2 separate regions of the Homo sapiens genome follow, and region 1 is linked to region 2. Evidence: chromatin contacts called from ENCODE Hi-C data. All regions are on one chromosome and are shown on one strand. The core of a region is the stretch at or near the end of the contact, and the rest is flanking DNA. Distances in the headings are between cores, read along the strand shown. Region 1 overlaps CROCC (ciliary rootlet coiled-coil, rootletin). Region 2 overlaps SPEN-AS1 (SPEN antisense RNA 1).

What was found. Hi-C counts contacts between places; a loop is a spot of excess contacts on that map. Pooled maps may share reads with other maps.
Region 1: a loop to region 2 is called in a map of posterior vena cava, with 18 times the contacts of the local background. The contact joins two enhancer-like sites. A Hi-C loop is called at or near these places in 2 of 168 maps with a recorded cell type or tissue (CD4-positive, alpha-beta T cell and posterior vena cava) and 5 of 50 pooled maps.

What each region holds. Positions count from the first base shown.
Region 1 is chr1:16,923,505-16,928,731 of GRCh38, forward strand. CROCC (ciliary rootlet coiled-coil, rootletin) reads left to right here. Exons shown (of 37, transcript NM_014675.5): 3 at 821-975. Among named protein-coding and RNA genes, the nearest start is that of CROCC, 4.2 kb to the left of the region's middle. RefSeq lists enhancers at 1-157, 341-951, 2,781-3,391. Within about 2 kb of position 2,212, at least 4 of the 41 ENCODE cell types and tissues checked have a DNase peak (open chromatin) inside an H3K27ac peak, as active enhancers do.
Region 2 is chr1:15,840,401-15,846,972 of GRCh38, forward strand. All of the region lies in intron 1 of SPEN-AS1 (SPEN antisense RNA 1), which reads right to left. Among named protein-coding and RNA genes, the nearest start is that of SPEN, 4.0 kb to the right of the region's middle. RefSeq lists a silencer at 4,158-4,227 and enhancers at 4,458-4,557, 6,437-6,572. Within about 2 kb of position 3,518, at least 5 of the 41 ENCODE cell types and tissues checked have a DNase peak (open chromatin) inside an H3K27ac peak, as active enhancers do.

The DNA.
Region 1 (5,227 bases), core at 962-3,461, 1.1 Mb after region 2:
CCCCGCTTCTCCCGCTGGCCTTTCTTTCCCTCTTCTCTCTTTCTCCTTCTCCTCACAACCTGACCTATGCTATGCTCTCCTGAGCCCTAGCCTTTAAAGTTCCATGAAGCCCTTCTCTTGAGCGAGGCTTTGATGCTTTTCTGGGAGGATCTGGTTACTACTATTCTACCTTTTTTTTTTTTTTTTTTTTTTTTGAGACAGAGTCTCGCTGTGTTGCCCAGGCTGGAGTGCAGTGGCGCAATCTCAGCTCACTGCAACCTCCACCTCCCCGGTTCAAGTGATTCTGCTGTCTCAGCCTCCCAAGTAGCTGGGACTACAGGCATACACCACCATGCCCAGCTAATTTTTGTATTTTTAGTAGAGACAGGGCTTCGCCGTGTTGGCCAGGCTAGTCTCAAACTCCTGACCTCAGGTGATCCTCCTATCTCGACTCCCAAAGTGCTGGGATTACAGGCGTGAGTCCGTGCCCGCCCCACCCATATTACAGATAAGTAAATCTGAGGCCCCGGAGAAGAAGACTAATTGGAAAAGGAGGGAGCAAGAACTCAGGGGTCTCCTGGCTCCTAGACTGAGTGTCTCTCCTGCACCTCCCAAACCTGCTGGGCCACACTTTAGCTGGAGTTGTGTTCACTTTACGTCCAGCTTTGTATCCCCTCCTTGCCTTCCTCCCTGTTCTCAGCTCTGTTTGCAGGCCTGGTGCTGCAGCCATTCCCATCTGGACTCCTCCCAGGGGCCTGGATGGTTTTCTTGCCCTCCCTGTTGGGGGGAGGATGTCCCACTGGACCCAGAAGCCAACCATGTGCCCACTGTCCCTTGCCAGTCCTGCTGCCGGCCACAGAGATGGCATCGCTGCTGTCGCTGCAGGAGGAGAACCAGCTGCTGCAGCAGGAGCTGTCCCGCGTGGAGGACCTGCTGGCCCAGAGCCGTGCCGAGCGCGATGAGCTCGCCATTAAGTACAATGCGGTCAGCGAGAGGGTGGGTGCCGCCCAGGTGGTGGACTAGGCCAGGGTTCCCCTCGTTCAAGGGCAGGGAGGCATCTAGACCAGGCCCACACACGGGGCAAAAGATGGGCCCTGGAGTCAGGTTGGCCTGGGCTTGGATTGAGGCTCTGCCACCTTGAGTGGCGTTGAGCAAATCACTATGCTCTTTAAGCCTGTTTTCTGTAGTGGGGATTGTAATGGGACGTGGAATTGTAGGAATCAAGGAGATAATAGAATAAAGTGCCTGGCACCAGGGGTATTTTGTTCCCATCTGTCCCAGGCCTGTTAGGGGTGTGGGACACGGAGAATGAGATCCCTAAAGATTCCTGCCCCTTGAGTTTCTGGGCATCTCCCATTGCCACGGGCCTTGGGGTTGAGGCGGTGGCTGGATGCTGGCTCGAGGCTGGTGTGGGCACCCGCGGTGTTCTGCAGCCCATCTGGGGCAGCCACAAGACCTGCCGCCACTGCCTATTGGAATGAGTTCCAGGCAGGGAAGGAAGGAGAAGCAGGCCTGTCTTCATGTCCAGGCAGGATTCACATCACCCGTGCTGCAGGCTTGTGGGGGTCCCAGGGTGTGGGGCGGGAGCTGGGTGTGAGCCGGTGCGAGGGGTGCGGGATGCTCTTGATGCACTGTCTGCTTTGGGCCTCCGGGTGGCCGGGAGGTGGCCCTGGGAAGTTGGTGGTGGCTGAAGATTGGTAAGGGACACTCGCAGCTGGGACAGAGTGTATGTGTGCAGATGAGAGGCATGCAGGTGGCAATAACGTATTAACAGTAGCTACTGTTTATTGAGTGCCTACTATGTGCCAGGCGCGTGCTGAGTGTTTCACATTTAATACACCAAGGTCGGGACCATTATGATGCCCATGTAACAGAGGAGAAAACAGAGGCTCAGGGAGGGGAAGCACCATGCTGGGGGCACACAGCCAGTTAAAGTTAGACACCAGGTCTTCCAACTCCCAGCCCAGGGCTCTGTTTGGTTTCTAAACTAACCCAGTCTAGAAACAAAGTTCTGAAGTTTCATTTCCTGTGTATGGGAAGAGACACTGGGCTAGGGATTTCAGGGCACAGCTGGCCCCCACAAAGTTGGAAGGGACCCAGAGAGGCAGGGGCTGGCCCAGGGTCCCCTGTGTGGTAGTGGCAGAGCTAGGGTTGGCATGGGACCCCTGAGCTGGACTTGTCCAGGCTGGAGCCCGCATTGGCAGGAGGGTGTGTGTTCCTGTGTATGACTGTGGGGTGTGCCCGTGTCCTGGGATTTGCCTGGCTGGACAAACCCACGACTAGTTGGGACTTGTAGAGGAGCAGAGTAGGCGGCCCGCAGTGGCCCCTGGCATGAGGACAGTGGAGAGCTCGTTTCCCCAGGGTCTGCAGCGGGTGTGTAGGGCACGCTGGCCCCAGTCATGAATTGTGGGTGGTGATGGGGCCCTGAGCCAGGCACCCCTTTCTTTTGGTCCATGCATGGCACAGTGCCACACCCCCAGGGCCGCCTCTTAAATGCCACCTTCTGAAGCTAGCCCTGCCCCCAGGTTGGCAGGGAAGGGAAGAGGTGGGAGGTAGCAGGTTCCTCCTCTGCTGGGACACAGCTGCTGGGGCTGGGACTGCAGCACAGGGGGTCTGGGTTAGTCTAGAAAGCTCCCTCCTGTGGTTAGTGGGGGCCCAAATGGCACGCAGAGGGCGCCCGCTGCTTCAGTTGTCCTCTATCCACCATGGTTTGAATGAGGCCCCACCTGGAGGCAGGGGTGGAACAGGAATGACCTCAAAGGCCTTTCCTGGAGGGTGGGTCCCCAGAGAACTTCAGAGCCTAGAGATCACCTCATCACAGATAGGGAAAGTAAGTCCGGGAGAGGGGCATGATAGGCCCAAGGTCAGTGGTGGTCCTGGGATGAGACCCTTGGTCCAGGGCTCTGCAGTTGGGCAACATTCTCTTTCCCTGCCACCCCCTTGTCCCCATGGCCACAGGTGGCAGTGCCTGCCCCTGTGGCCCTCACTGGCATGTTGGGCTGGGTTGGTGGGCAGTCAGCGAGATTGTTCTGATCTTTCCAACCCTGCAGCACCCCTGGCATGGGGAGCGGAGGGAGGGTCAGGTCTGTGTCCTGTTAACTGCATGTCCTGCAGGGAAACTGAGGCACTCCCAGAGGCCACCTCCCAGCCGAGAGAGAGGACCTCAGGGCCCCCATGGGGGTCCCCCCTTCTTGCTGTCCCTGAGAAGCAGATGTAGGCGCAGCTGGGAATGGAAAGGAGGGAGTGGTCACGCCTCCCTTGGCTCCAGAGGACAGACCCCCTGGGCTCCCTCGTGTCCATAGCAACCTGGAAAGAGTAAATTGAATGGCGGTCTGAGGGCAGCAGTTGCTAGGGGAGACAGTCAACTTCTTTCATCTCTGGCTTAGTGGCAGCCTCCTTCCCTTTTGAATTGCAAGTAAAATTGAAAGGCTGTTTTGCTCACGGTGAAGTTTGTGGAAAGGGGTGAGGTGTGGCCGAGAGGGCCCTGGCTCTGGTTCTGAGCACTGGAGAAGGGGGAGGAGAACCCAGCAACGGCCTGAACCCCTCTGTGTCCCAGAGGCAAACAGCACCTGCTTCACACAGATATGCAGTGTGTACACGACATGGGCTACACTGGGCCCCACACAGACACACAGATGCACAAAACATTCCACAAACAACATAGTGAGACCCTAAAACCAGGCCACACAGAAACACTCCAATTCACAGAATATGCACAGTGTTAGCCGCACACACAGCCAGATGCCACACAACCCCACACAGGCACAGAACAGTCCCCCCACCACCGGGGACCTATAACAACCATATGCAGATGACACAGCACGCTATCTCCCACCTCATGGGTGCACACGGACAGGAAAAGCATACAGTTCAACACAGCCACCAATCGGCCCACAAAGGTATGCCCAGATGCACAAAGTGTGTATCACACATACCAGGGAGCCCAGGCACACCCCCCAGACCCACCCACATGCGGTTGTACACTTGCCTCACCGACACACAGACATATACCCTGATACACACAGCCAGGCCCAACACCCGCGCCACAACATAGACCTTCAGCCACAGATGCCGCCTTAGCCGTTCACGGGAAGGCTCAGATGCACCAAACAGTCGACGTGAACTCAGCACCCACACACTACACACACAGTGTCCTGCGTGGAGACAAATGACAAAATACACCCCACTCGCACCTAGTGAGAGCCACCAACATCAGTGCACAGCCTGTGTGGCTGCCTCAGGCCACCGCCACCACACACAGATGTGGACACCGCTCACCATTGACCTCAGTGGGCTTGGCACAGACGCTTGACAGGCCTGCAGCCGCCATCCAGGCAGAAACCCCCTACTTCCACCTCCCCTGCACAGCCTTGGACTGTGTTCCTCCAGACTCAGGGGGAAGCCCCCAAGTAGTCACAGTTAGCTCCTCCCTATTGGTGGGGCTGCCATGCACGTGTCCCGGGGGTGGGGTGGGTAGAGATGTCCTTGCTTTGTCTGTGGCTCATAGAACATCTCTCAGCATATGGGGTCAATGCAGGCCTGGAGGGCACCTTCCCTACCGCTAACCTGGCCTGGACCCAAGACCCGAGATGAGCGTGGGTGAGAGCAGCTGCCCTCCTGTTGGCTTCCTGTGGCTGGCGTGGCCCTGCACGGGTGGGCTTTTGAATGCCCTGCCTGGGCTGTAGCAGGCCAGGTCCTGAGGATGCAGATGGTGAGTGCAGGGCTAGCATCAGAGTAAGCTGGGCTGGGGTGTTGTCGCTGCCAGGTGCCCTTGACCCACTGTGTGCTCTCCCACTGCCCTGCTCCTCCCTCACCTCCCTTCCCCCAACAGCTGGGGAAGATGAGGGGCCACCTGGGGCCAGCAGGTGCCTTAAGGGAGTTGAGAGGGTTCTATGGCTGGTAGGGACAGCCAGAGCCCACAGGGGTCTGAGGATGTGCGGGATGGAAGCTTCCTGGGGGTGGAGGAAGGGCAGCAGCAACAGAGGCTTTCCTGCAGTGAGGATGGAGGGGACCTTTTTTTTTTTAAGATGGAGTCTTGGGCCGGATGCTGTGGCTCACACCTGTAATCCCAGCACTTTGGGAGGCCGAGGCGGGTGGATTACGAGGTCAGGAGTTCGAGACCAGCCTGGCCAACATAGTGAAACCCCATCTCTACTAAAAATACAAAAAATTAGCCAGGTGTGGTGGCGTGCACCTGTAGTCCCAGCTACTTGGGAGACTGAGGCAGGAGAATCATTTGAACCCGGGA
Region 2 (6,572 bases), core at 2,268-4,767:
GCGATCTCGGCTCATGGCAACCTCCACCTCCCAGGTTCAAGCAATTCTCCTGCCTCACCCTCCTGAGTAGCTGAGACTACAGGAACTCGCCACCAAGCCCGGCTAATTTTTTGTATTTTTAGTAGAGACGGGGTTTCACCGTGTTAGCCAGGATGGTCTCTGTCTCCTGACCTCATGATCCGCTCGTCTCGGCCTCCCAAAGTGCTGGGATTACAGGTGTGAGCCACCGTGCCAGGCACTTGTATTCTTTTTTTTTTTCGAGATGGAGTCTTGCTCTGTCACCCAGGCTGGAGTGCAGTGGCATGATCTCAGCTCACTGCAACCTCTGCCTCCCGGGTTCAAGCGATTCTCCTGCCTAAGCCTCCCAAGTAGCTGGGATTAGAGGTACACGCCACCCTGCCCAGATAATTTTTTTTTTTTTTTAGAGACAGAGTCTTGCTCTGTTGCCCAGGCTGCAGTGCAGTGGTGTGATCTTGGCTCACTGCCACCTCTGCCTCCTGGGTTCAAGCAGTTCTCCTGCCTCAGCCGCCCGAGTAGCTGGGATTACAGGTGTGAATCACTGTGCCCGGCCTTAATTTTTGTATTCTTATTAGAGACGGGGTTTCCCCATATTGGCCAGGCTGGTCTCAAACTCTTGACCTTGTGTTCTATCCACCTTGGCCTCCCAAAGTGTTGGGATTACAGGCGTGAGCCACCGCGCCCGGCCCTAATTTTTGTATTTTTAGTAGAGACGGGGTTTCACCATGTTGGCCAGGCTGGTCTCGAACTCCTGACCTCAGGTGATCCACTGGCCTCAGCCTCCCAAAGTACTGTGATTACAGGCATGCGCCATTGCTCCCAGCCAGGAATAAAATTTTTTTAAAAAATTCAAATTCTACCACATAGGCATTAACCATGATTAACATTTGCAAATATCTTTCCAGTCTATTTTCCACTCAATTACACAAATATTGGTAAACTGCATTAGTAATTCTTAGTATTAAGTATATTGCCAGTATTTCCTCACAGGGGGAAAAATGTTACTTTTAGCAACTTTCCAGAAATAAACAATGGTAGAAACTTAAGAACTGATTTAAAAATATATCAGCCAGTATATTCATTTCTGAAAAACTAAAAATAACACGGAATAAATTATTTAGCTTTCTTAGAGGGTTGAACAGTAAAGTACCATATGAAGTGTTTTTTTTTTTTATCGGAGTCCACTCTGTTGCCCAGGCTCACTGCAACTTCTTCCTCCCAGGTTCAAGTGATTCTCCTGCCTAAGACTCCTGAGTAGCTGGGATTACAGGTGCATGCCACCATGCCCAGCTAATTTTTGTATTTTTAGTAGAGACGGGGTTTCACTATATTGGCCAGGCTAGTCTGGAACTCCTGACCTCAGGTGATCCACCTGTCTGGGCCTCCCAGAGTGCTGGGGTTACAGGCGTGAGCCAACCGTGCCTGGCTCTGTTATAAAGTATTAGCTTGCTTAAAGAATGGATCTGCGCTGGGTGCAGTGGCTCACACCTATAACCCCAGCACTTTGGGAGGCCAAGGCTGGCAGATCCCTTGAGTTCGGGAGTTCAAGACCAGCCTGGGCAATATGGAGACGCCTCTACAAAAAAATACCAAAAACAATTAACTGGGCCTGGTGGTGTGCGCCTGTAGACTCTGCTACTAGGTGGGAGGATGGCTTGAGCCTGGGAGGCAGAGGTTGCAGTGAGCTAAGATTGCACCACTATACTCCAGCCTGGGCGACAGAGGGAGACCCTGTCTCAAAAAAAAAAAAAAAAAAAAAAAAAAGAACTAGAGGACTAGCTAGCTAATATTTTCAATTCTTTGGAGTTCTGATAATTTATTTATTTATTTATTTATTTAGAGATGGAGTTTCGCTCGTTGCCCAGGCTGGAGTGCAATGGCGCGATCTTGGCTCACTGCCGAGATCAAACACCCTTTAATAATATTACAGTGGTGTTGCGTTTTATTTTCTGTTATTTTGGGGAAAAAATTTGGTTCTAATAGTACGAGTTTGTTGGTATTGTCAAATTCTCATGTGGTTGGGGCTTTGTTCATTTTATAGCTAGTTAATATTATATTATTTTATTTTATTTTATTTACTTATTTTTTGAGATGCAGTCTCACTGTCGTCCAGGCTGGAATGCACTGGCACGATCTTGGCTCACTGCAACCTCTGCCTCCTGGGTTCAAGCAATTGTCTGTCTCAGTCTCCCGAGTAGCTGGGATTCTAAGCGCCCGCCACCACACCTGGCTAATTTTTTTGTATGTTTAGTAGAGATGGGGTTTCACCATCTTGACCAAGCTGGTCTTGAACTCCTGACCTTGTGATCCACCCGCCTCGGCCTCCCAAAGTGCTAGGATTACAGACATGAGTCACTGTGCCTGGCCAGTTATATGATTTTATATGATGCCTTTTATATATTTTATATGATGCCTTTAAGAAGAAATACGCAGGTGGATCTCCTGTGGTCAGGAGTTCCAGACCAGCCTGGCCAACATGGTGAAATCCTGTGTCTACTAAAAATACAAAAATTAGCTGGGTGTGGTGGTGTGCACCTTAGTCCTAGCTACTAGGGAGTCTGAGGTGGGAGGATCGTGTGGACCTGGGAGGTGGAGGTTGCAGTGAGCTGAGGTGGCACCATTGTACTCCAGCCTGGGCGACAGAGCAAGACTCCATCTCAAAAGAAAAAAAGAAGAATTTTTTTTATATTTTATATATATTTTATTTTATTTTTATATTTTGGGCTGGGCGCAGTGGCTCACACTTGTAATCCCAGCACTTTGGAAGGCCTAGGCAGGTGGATCACTTGAGGTCAGTGTTTCGAGATCAGCCTGGCCAACATGGTGAAAACCCATCTCTACTAAAAACACAAAAATTAGCCGGGCGTGGTAGCAGGCACCTGTAGTCCCAGCTACTCAGGAGGCTGAAGCACAAGAATCTCTTGAACCTGGAAGGTGGAGGTTGTAGTGACCCCAGATCACGCCACTGCACTCCAGCCTGGGCAACAGAGCAAGACTGTCTCAAAATAAAAAAAGAAGAAATGCATATATATATATTTTTTTCTTTTTTTTTTTTTTGAGACAGAGTCTCGCTCTGTTGCCCAGGCTGGAGTGCAGTGGCGTGATCTGGGCTCACTGCAACCTCTGCTTCCCGGGTTCAAGCGATTCTCCTGCCTCAGCCTCCCGAGTAGCTGAGACTACAGGTGCATACCACCATGCCCGGCTAATTTTTTGTATTTTTAGTAGAGATGGGTTTTCACTGTGTTAGCCAGGATGGTCTTGATCTCCTGACCTTATGATCGGCCTCCCAGAGTGCTGGGATTACAGGCGTGAGCCACCAGGCCCGGCCAAAATGCTTATATTTTAAGTGCATGTTTTCTCCTGAAACAGCTTAATTTTAATAGCTTGGGACCTGACTTGTAACCAAATTCTTGTTAAAATCTGATAACTATCCTGTCCTGTTTAAATGGAGATATTATTTTACTACTCTACTGGCTGGGTTAGCATTCAAAGCCTGAGTTGGAGGCTCAGACGCTTTTTCCATCTGAGCTTTCATTACGCATGACTGAACTCTTTGAGCATGTCTAGCATGCTAAATACAGCAGCTCCTCACAGTGTGAAAATAAAACCTGATTAAAAACAAATCTATTTTAATTCCACTTTGCAAATGGCTCTGCTTTAATGTCAGCTTTCTGAATTATCTTTAGTAATCAAATGAGGAAATTCACTTCACCATCCGTTTATCATAGATAAATCACAACCTACTTTTTGATCTTTTTCAGTGAGCATCAATTATTGTTAAATAAAAAAACATCAGAGAATAACAGAGTGGGTTGCCTTTCTATTGAAAACATAACAAAGATACATGCTTTAAAGAAGTTCTGCCCCTGTAAAGCTTTGTAACAGGAATACAAATGGAGAAAAGCTTTTCTGGTGTTTTTTGATGCATTGTCAGCAAAAATGAAAAGCACTGAGAAAATCAAAAACTTGATTTGGGGCTGAGCAAAGGGCATGTACTTATCAGTTTTGTTATTAAGAGCTTTTGCAATAGAAACAGTCAACCAAAAAAAAAAAAAAGCAAGAAACTTCATACTTGACATGCAATCACTATATCCTGATTTGACTACAGGACCTGGCTATAATGGTGAAAATGGTTTTTTTTTTTTTTTTTTTTTTTTGAGACTGAGTCTCACTCTGTCGCTCAGGCTGGAGTGCAGTGGCACGATCTCGGCTCACTGTAACCTCTGCCTCCCGGGTTCAAGTGATTCTCCTGCCTCAGCCTCTCGAGTAGCTGGGATTACAGGTGAGCACCACCACGCCAGGCTAATTTTTGTATTTTTAGTAGAGGCCAGGTTTCACCACGTTGGCCAGGCTGGTCTTGATCCCCTGGCCTTAGGTGATCCGTCCATCTCAGCCTCCCAAAGTGCTGGGATTATAGGCGTGAGCCACCGCACCCGGCTCTTTTTTTTTTTTTTTTAAAATCATGATTTTAACAGAAGCCTCCATTCAAGGCGAGACATGCCTTTTATTTCTCTAATTGCGAGACACTTTTCTGAATCCTCTTGTCAGTTGCACCTTTTAATACAATTGAGGTGACACTGTTCTTCATGGTGACACTGGTCTTTCCCAAGAGGTTTCAGCTAATTCAGTCTATCAGATTTTACATCAGATTTTAAAATTTGCTTCAAACTTGGGTGCTTGTATTCAAATTCATGCTTCATAGAAAAATGCATATCAGTTCAACAGTTGACTAACTGCAGCCACGTTCACAGTACTGAATAGTTCATGAGTTTCGTTAGTAGGGTGTTAGCTTGACTTTCCTTATGTGATAATTGTGACAGAGAAATGGCCAGATGTAAATAGCCAATTTTACTTTTTTTTTTCTTTTTTTAAGAGAGGGGTTTCTCCTATGTTGCTGAGGCTGGAGTGCTGGGGCTTTTCAAGGCACAATCATAGTGCACTACAGCTTGGAACTCCTGGACTCAGATGATGCTTCTGCCTTAGCCTCTCCAGTAGCTGAGACTACAAAGAAACAATTTAGTTATGCATAGGTGACCTGAGATATTAGTGCCATTGGTTTTGGTGACAATATTTTCGAATTCAAATAGTGTCGTTTGTAAGTTAGTTTGTATTTAAGGAGATAATCGATGAGGCCAAGTATTTAAAATTGGCTGGGCTGGTGGTTCATGCCTGTAATACCAGCACTTTGGAAGGCTGAGGTGGGCAGATCACCAGGTCAAGAGATCGAAACCATCCTGGATAGCATGGTGAAACCCCGCCTCTACTAAACGTAAAAAAATTACCTGGGCGTGGTGGTTTGCGCCTGTAGTCCCAGCTACTTGGGAGGCTGAGGCAGGAGAATTGCTTGAACCCGGGAGACGGAGGATGCAGTAAGCAGAGATGGTACCACTTCACTCCAGCCTGGTGACAGAGTGAGACTGCGTCTCCAAAAAAAAAAAAAAAAAAAAAAAAAAAATCTGGCTTGCACCTGAAGCAGCACACCTCTGGTATTTCTGTGTATTTTTATTATAAATAATTTTATTTTTCTCTCGATATAGTTACCTTAATTTTATGGGTTTTCCTTGAATTTCTGTAAATTGGCCTTTATATAAAAGTTCAACTGGCCGGGCATGGTGGCTCACGCCTGTAATCCCAGCACTTTGGGAGGCCAAGGTGGGCAGATCACCTGAGGTCAGGAGTTCAAGACCAGCCTGGCCAACATGGTGAAACCCCGTCTTTACTAAGAATACAAAAAACTAGCCTGGTGTGGTGGTGCGCGCCTGTAATTCCAGCTACTCGGAAGGCTGACGCAGGAGAATCGCTTGAACCTGGGAGGCGGAGGTTGCAGTGAGCTGAGACAGCGCCATTGTGCCCCAGCTTGGCTAACAAGAGTGAAACTTGGTCTCAGGAAAAAAAAAAAAAAAGAGGCTGGGCGTGGTGGCTCAAGCCTGTAATCCCAGCACTTTGGGAGGCTTGAGGCGGGTGGATTACCTGAGGTTGTGAGTTCGAGGCCAGCTTGACCAACACAGAGAAACTGTCTCTACTAAAAATACAAAAATTAGCCGGGCATGGTGGCGCATGCCTGTAATCCCAGCTACTCAGGAGGCTGAAGCAGGAGAATCGCTTGAACCCAGGAGACAGAGGTTGCAGTAAGCCGAGAACACACCATTGCACTCCAGCCTGGGCAACAAAAGCAAAACTCCGTCTCAAAGGAAAAAAAAAAAAAAAGAAAGTTCAACTGTAGGTTTCAAAAGCTCTTAGGCCTGGAAAGGCCAGAGGTCTAATTCCTTTCTCTGTTTAAATATTAAATTATGGTCTGAGGGGAACAATATTGGATTCCTGTCTCATTTCCGTTTTATTCCTTCTATACCACAGCGATCAGCAAGGGTATCTTGCAAACGGTTTCGCAAGATTCTATATAAAAAAGTTGCTTAGGCCAGGTGCAGTGACTCCCGCCTGTACTCCCAGTACTTTAGGAGGCCGAGGCGGGCGGATCACCTGAGGTCAGGAGTTCAAGACCAGCCTGGCCTACATGGTGAAACCCTGTCTCTAATAAAAATACAAAAATTAGCCAG